Linked DNA regions of Homo sapiens: region 1 is linked to region 2. A link is an interaction called in ENCODE POLR2A ChIA-PET data of the cell type or tissue named here. Cell type or tissue: A673. All regions are shown on one strand.

Region 1 (4,000 bases), 82 kb before region 2:
AACGATTATAGAAGTCCTTTCTCTACCTTAAAACAGTAGTTCTTTACATTTCATAAAACCCTCTGGGTTGCTTTTTTGTCTTGACTTCAAAGAGATATATAAGCTTAGATCAAGTTTGCAGTGGTATACTGCATGATGAGAAATGAGTCCTGGCTCTGTTTCAGGTCATGGTGATCCAACCTCCAAAAATACTAAAAACTGTGTAAGTCTTATAAAAATTCCCTCTAGTAGCTGTAAAATAGCTAGCTATTACATTAAGATTGATTTAAGATATATGAGTCATTTGAAAAACTAACTGTTCACCTTTGGTTGGATGTTTTTGTATGTCATACTGAATATAAACAGAATGTAAACAATGGGTCCTCTAAAAAGTACAATACTACAGTTCTCTTTTAGACAAGATGATGCCTTCTGTAGAAAGATACACTCTCTTAAAGGCAATACAGAGAGCAGGTTTCAAAGAACATGATCTTACCTTCATAGATGCTGCAATTTCAAGAGTGAAACTATTAGGACACATTAAGAAGTGATCATAAATGAATTCAATATGAAAATAAAATGTGTTGATGCTTTGGTAAAATATTGTTGTTGTTTCCTTGTTCTATAGTTATATTAAGCAATTTTCCCCAATATATGTTCATACATGTTTAAAAAATGAAGGATGAGCCAGGACAGCACAGTTTCTCACATATGCCAGAGGAACATGTCAGGGGAACCCTAGAGGCTACAAACATTCCTTCTTTTCAAATTAAATTACATTTGCAAGTTTACTGTACACAGAATCCTAAAATTAAACTAAATCCACCAACTTGACTTTTTTAGAGAGCCGTAAGTAGGAAGAAAGCACACATGTGCGTAAGGGTACACTCATAGAAACGTGATTTTCATTAGCATAGACACAGTCTTACAGTGATTGATGCACACATGATGTTTCTTCCTAGTTAGGCAGAAATGCTAGAAGTCAGCAATTTGGTGGAAACAGAGACTGCCATGTGTATTGCCAGTTGGGCAGCTTGACAATATGGGGTTTTGATTCCTGCTTGTGAACTATGTGTTCCTAACAGCACAAGCCTCATTTGGGTGGAAGGAATATAGAAAATAACTCCAAGAAAAAAAAAAAAAAAAACGAGTGGGGAAAGTCAGTCAGTAAAAAAGGATATATTTAGAAGTACGTGAAACTTAAAAATTAACAATTATAATACAGGATCCAAAAGACACTAGACTGGAAGAAATAAATTTTTGATAAAAATACAACTTTCCAAATTAATGATACTAAGACAATACTCGCCGTTGCTCTTCCATCTCCCTGGCTCCCTCAATTCTGTCAAATTGTACTCAAATGTCACTCTCTCAGCGAGGCCTGCCCTGACTCTTCTAAACTGGGACCTCTCTGTCTCTATCCCACTGCACTCCCTATGCCCTCTTACTCCTTGACTTTCCTCCGTAGAGCTCATTACCATCAAACATGGCATATATTTTGCTTAAGCTCTTAATAGCCATCTTTTTCCCATTACAGTATAAGATTTGTAAGGACAGGAGTATTTTCAGGTGTGTTCACTGCTGTATACTCAGGATTCAGAAATTTCATGGCCAGACTAGGTATTCAATAACCATGTATAAATAAAGAATTCTGCTACAGACTGAATGTTTGTGTCCCTCCAAAATACATAAGATAAAGTCCTAATCCTCAATGTGATGGTAGGTGGAAGTGAGTCCTTTGAGAGATAATTGGGGACAGGGTTAATCCCCTTATAAAAGAGAAAGAGAAGTGATTTCTCTCTCTGCTTGTATGCACCAAAGGAAGGTGAGGACATAACCAGGAAGAGGGCCATCATCAAGAATCTGACCACGCTGGAACCCGACTTCTAGACTTCAGAACCTTGAGAAGTAAACGTTGGTTGTTTAAGCTGCCCAGTCTATGACAATTTGTTATAGGAGCCCAAACTGATCAGCACAAACTCTCACTGGTGAAAATGGTAAACTGGGAAATAGCAAAAGGATATTTTTTTGTCCATTAAGACATACTTTGAACTTACTTTTTTAGTTGTATTTTTAATTATCGGAATACTTTACATGTTGAATACATTTATATTAAAGATGGTTATGTTCCTGTGCAATCTAAATAAGTGGCTTCATTTCGTGTTTTTATTTGTTTATTGACTTAATTTATTTAATTAGAGCTAGGATCTCACTATGTCACCCAGACTGGAGTGCTATAGCACAATCATAACTCACTGCAGTCTTGACCTCCTAGGCTCAAGTGATCCCCGTGCCTCAGCCTCCAGAGTAGCTAAGATTACAGGTGTGTACCACCACGCCCAACTAATGTTTTTTTAGACATGGAGTCTTGTTATGTTGCTCAGGCTGGCCTCAAGCAAGTCCTCCATCTCAGCCTTCCGATCTTTCCTTTTTTATATTAAAACAGTAATTTCCACCCTGAGAAATAAAGTTTTATTACACAAGAATGTTAGGAGAAAACAAGGCAGGGACAGGTTGACACAACTATAAAGAATGAGTCAAAGAGATGTGATTACATTACAGTTTCAGTAAGGTCTGAGTAGCTTAAATTAGACCACCCCACCTGCAAGTAATGATTATATACAATGGAAAAAATACAAAAACTCTTAGAAGGCACTGGAGAGTGACTAAAAACAATAGGCAAAAGAAATGGAGAGGCTACAACCTTCGGAGAAGGAAAATCTTGGACAGACATTTCGCAAAAGATATAAGAATGGCCAATACGCACATTTAAAAAAAATTCAACATCATGAAGCATCATGGAAACACAAATTAAACCACGGTGAGAGATATCTCATATCCACTCAACTGCCTAAAGTAAAAAAGAATGATGACACCATGGATGGCAAAAATAGAAACAACCCTCTTCCACTGCTGGTAGAAATGGTACAATCACTTTGGAAAACTGTCTGGCTGGTCTTTTATAAAGCTAAACATATACTTAAGACACGAGTTAGCAATTCCACTCAAAACTACCCAAAAGAAATAAAAACATATGTCCATAAAAATGCTTGTATGATAATGTGTTAGCAACATATTCATAATAGCTGAAACTGAAAATAATCCAAGTGTCCGTTCGTACAAGAATGAATAAACAAATTGTGATATATTCATACACATAGAATTCCACTCAGCAATAAAAAATGAATGAACTATTGATGTGTGTAAACTCATAGATGAATTTCAAAACGTGTTAAGTCAAAGAAGCCACATCAAAATAGCATAAACTAGTGATCACATTCATATGAAGCTAAAGAAAAGGCAAAACTAATCTGCTGTGATAGATGTCTAAACAGTGGTTGCCTCTCAAGATAGGGATTGACTGGAAAAACTAATGAGGAAATTTTGGAATGATGGACATGTTCTATTTCTTGACTTGTGGTTACACGGGTTTGTGAGTATATTCACCAATAGTCATTGGATTAGATACTCCATTGTATGTAAATTTTACCTCAATAAAAAATGCGGGCCGTGCACGCCTGTAATCCCAGCACTTTGAGAGGCTGAGGCAGGCAGATCGCTTGAGCTCAGGAGTTTGAGACCACCCTGGGCAACATGGCAAAACCCTGTCTCTACAAAAAATACAAAAATTAGCATTAGATTCTCATAGAAGTGCAAACCCTATTGTGAAGTGCACATGTGAGGGACTTAGGTTGCATCCTCCTTGTGAGAATCTAATTTTCCCACCCCATCTGTGGAAAAGTTGTCTTTCATGAAACTGGTCCCTGATGCCAAAAAGGTTGGGGACCTCCGGGTTAGAGCACGGACTCTGGAAGAAATACCTGGTGTGAAAAGCCCAGCCCTGATTGGCCAGATTATCACCTTGGGCAAGTGATGTAATCACTGTAAGCAGCATCTGAAATGGAAATAATATATGCTGCATTGTGATGTGTAGAGTAATTGTAGGGATCTTTACAAAGTGTTTAGCACAGTGAGTGTTAAGAGTAATAATAGCTCAAGAAGTGTTTATCATCATCATCAT
Region 2 (4,000 bases):
AAAATGACAAAAAAATCTTTGCAGAGGTAATAAGGAAATCATCTTCCAGAACAATTATAATTTATCCCATTTAATTCACAAGAAATGGATGCTTTTATCATCCCATTTACCATAGGGATATGGGTAATAATACAGTCAAGTGACTCACCCAAGTTTATTCAGTCAGTTAGTAATAGGGCTACGATTTCAATCTAGGTCATTTGATAGCAAAGCTCTTCTCACCATAGTTGATATCTCTGAGTGTTTATTGTTAGTATAGATTGCAAAAAAAAAAAAAGTCACTGTATCCTCATATGTGGCAACAACAGAATTAAGAGTACAAAGAATATACACATACAATACTAGAATACACATATGACAGTGTACTAGAATACACAAAAGCAGTTTCTTAGATTTGGTTCAGAGTAGAATCACTGGGGAAATTCCTATTAAAAATGTCCAGGGGCCAGCTGTGGGTGGCTCATGCCCATAATCCCAGCACTTTGGGAGGCTGAGGTAGGTGGATTGCTTGAGGTCAGGAGTTTGAGACCAACCTGGCCAACATTGTGAAACCTTCTCTAAAAAAATACAAAAATGAGCCAGGCATGGTGGTGGGCATCTGTAGTCCCAGTTACTCGGGAGGCTGAGGCAGGAGGATCACCTAAGCCCGGGAGGCGGAGGTTGCAGACAGCCAAGACTGTGCCACTGCACTGCACTCCAGCCTGGGTGTCCTAGCAAGACCCTGTCTCAAAAAAAGAAGTGTCCAGGACTCAACCCAGGGATTCTGATTTGGTAGGTCTAAAGTGTGGCTCCAACTATGTTCATTCACCAGACTATAACCTAAAAAAATGACTGAGAACTGCTGATACACAGAAAAGGAGGTCTTGCTACAGGAAAATGGGTTACCCTCAAAAGAATAAAATGGGTAAAGTGGCCAGGCCAACCATACTGCTCAACCCAGGAACCCTGATATACCTCTAACCTGCCTAACACAAAACCAAAACGTTTAGAGATCTAATGGACAAATAAAAGAGCTTCTATGCAATAGTATGAGTTAGATAAAAAATCAAATACTTTGTACTGACATCTTTTAAATATTTTTTTTGTTGTTGTTGTTGTTGTTTGTTTGTTTGTTTGTTTTGACAGAGTCTTGCACTGTCACCCAAGTTGGAGTGCACTGGTGCCATCTTGGCTCACTACAACCTTCGCCTCCTGGGCTCAAGCAATTTTCCTGCCTCAATCTCCAGAGCAGCTGGGATTACAGGCGCCCGCCACCATGCCCACTTAATATTTTTGTATTTTTAGTAGAGAGGTGGTTTCACTATGTTGGCCAGGCTGGTCTCGAACTCCTGACCTTGTGATCTGCCCACCTCGGCCTCCCAAAGTGCTGGGATTACAGGCGTGAGCCGCCGCGCCCGGCCTTAAATCTTTTAAAATATCTCAAAAGTTAATTAAACACATTCCTTATAAATAGTCATAACAAGGAACATAGCCATTGGTCATATGAGTTAATTCTCACACAGATGACTACAGTCCACAGTGTAATTTTATAAATTCCTTTTACTTCTTGCATGAACAAAGGGCTTAGTTTGAGTATTTTCCAAGAAGTGTCAAAGGCAAACCTTTGAAGGTCTATTAAACAAACAGGACAGTTCTTTCAACATCTGTGCTTTGAAAACCAGGTCAACGCTACATAGTATAATCATAACATCATACCTTTCACAAACATGAAAAATGGATCCACGGATTTACCTTAAAATAGCTCTAGAATTTTTCATTTTGAGAATTTGATGATATAATATTATGACAATGATATTACAATTTGAAAACAAACAATGTACACAACTCTGGTCAGGGCTGTACTAACTAGAGTTGTATTATAAGCTCACTAACATATAAAGAAATTAGACAGTGGGTGGCATTCCTAATTCCATTCATGATTCGTTTTCTTTCATGGATTGGTTTAAAAGATTATTAAAATCATTCATTCCCCCTCATTGTTAAGGGACAAATAGAAATTTTCTTCAGCTACATATAAACTTCCCATGGTGGCAATTTTTTGGTGATAGTGGGAAAGTCCTTGGCCTGTACACCCTTCCTCTGTTTTTCAGATATCAGGTTCCATTCCTCGATCACAGTGGTAAGCAAAGGCCTCAGGCTGGTGATACCAATTACTGGTACCAGAATACACAGATGACTAATGTTGGGGAAACTGGAATCCTTCCTGGGATTTTCCTACCTGGAGCTGGCAGGGGAAAGCTATTAGATTGTGAGATGCCAAGCATCATGTTTGCTCTTGCACAGAAAAAAGATTTGTCTGTAAAGTAGAAAAATAAAACAACCACACAAAAAGAAGCAGAGAAAAGAGAACCAGAGCACACTGATGGCACTCAGTCATTAGTTTCACTTGGCTTTTAAGTCTGATCCTGCCAATGCATTTTCTATGGCTTGAGCAAATGAGTCAATGAGTTTTTGCTGTCTTGTTGTTACTCCGTGAGTTTCTTTTGCTTGCAATGAAATAGTCATAATATACTAATTTCCCTATTAATTCCAGCTTTTCCTCCCTTGGACTGTGTCACCATGGAAAACTTGCTAGAAATTTTATGTTATCACTCCTCCACTTCTCCATTGCCTTCAAGGCTCTCTTTATCTCCTTGTCTTCCATTAAGCCTTGTTAGACCAATATCATCCATGTCCCCTTTGTACTGAAAAAAAGACCTATCTTCTTATCTATGACTAATACTCAATTATATACCTTTCATATATATATATATATGAAGCTATATATATATAGAAGCTATACAAGAAGCTATATATATAAGAAGCTATATATATATTATATATATAAGAAGCTATATATATATTATATATATAAGAAGCTATATATAATATATATAAGAATATATATAAGAAGCTATACATATATGAAGCTATATATATATATATATATATATAGCTTCTTAGGTTAATAACAGCTTGAAGGTAAACTTTTTTGCAATCACCACAGATTACTATATACTTCCAAGCATACAAGGCAATTAAATAAATTCTGGCATACTTTTCATATTTTTCAGTGAGAACTGAGGAAGTAATGTTAGCTAAAAATTTAATTTATTCAGATGAAAAAGGTTACATAAATATCGCATATTTATCATATATCGGTTCTCTGAATTGTTCTAAAGTTTTTATTCTAAACAATAATGTCTGAGGTGGACATGTAGTACAGTCACATTAAGTTTCTTAGAGAATTATTTTCAAAACTCTTGAGTGTGTATCATATTTTCCTTACAAATACGTAATCAGCATTGTACAACTTTGGTCTAGCAGAAAGTTATAAGACTGAGTAGATGAGCTACCAAAATGAAACTGTTAAGTATTCACCAAATCAAAAGCATTTTTCTTAAAGCAAAATATTCTTCCTGTTTTAATTTCAAAAAAAAACATCATTAGCGAATAATTTTTAAACCAACTTATACCTAAATTACTTATCTTCAAATATTACAGGCATCCTGTATTATATTTGCATCATGGGCCAATATAACAATTTCTATTAGTGTACAAATAAAGTCCATGGTACTCATTTCTCTTGAAATACAACATTAAATGAATATGTTTCAACAATGTCAAAGAGGGAGAGAGAACGAAAGGGAAATTCCAGTGATTCAGAACTTTAGACTTAGGAAATTAAAAAAAAGAAGAAGAAAAAAAAGGACACTTTTCTTGATGGAATGTGTTTCAATTGAAAACCGAATCAAAACTCATGGTAGCGGCTGTGGATTCTTTAGACAGATGGTGTCAACAGACCAGTCGATTAGTCAGCTTGGCAATAGAAGGATAGATAGTTTTACGAAATGCCACCAAACTCAATATACGAAAAAAAGAAAGAGGCATGAATTTGTACTCTGATACTTGATCCTGGTTACTGCATGGTTTGTAAAATAGGCTACTCTTGTCACCAGCAGTTTAGAGTTTCCTCGTTAGATTTTCATAGAAATGGTTCTCAGAACACAAAGCCAAATCC

Evidence for each region. Peaks named below come from ENCODE experiments on the same cell type or tissue, not always from the same donor. Only the 100,000 strongest peaks of a DNase experiment are listed, where the experiment ranks them.
Region 1: POLR2A ChIA-PET joins it to region 2 with 5 read pairs; 2 of 35 experiments call an interaction of 5 or more read pairs at or near these places.

Annotation. Positions count from the first base shown.
Region 1 is chr3:78,888,603-78,892,602 of GRCh38, forward strand. All of the region lies in intron 4 of ROBO1 (roundabout guidance receptor 1), which reads right to left. Among named protein-coding and RNA genes, the nearest start is that of MIR3923, 620 kb to the right of the region's middle. In A673, no CTCF peak of the experiment used is centred here; no DNase peak of the experiment used is centred here; H3K27ac peaks cover 376 bases.
Region 2 is chr3:78,970,666-78,974,665 of GRCh38, forward strand. All of the region lies in intron 3 of ROBO1 (roundabout guidance receptor 1), which reads right to left. Among named protein-coding and RNA genes, the nearest start is that of MIR3923, 540 kb to the right of the region's middle. In A673, no CTCF peak of the experiment used is centred here; no DNase peak of the experiment used is centred here; H3K4me3 peaks cover 894 bases; H3K27ac peaks cover 1,387 bases.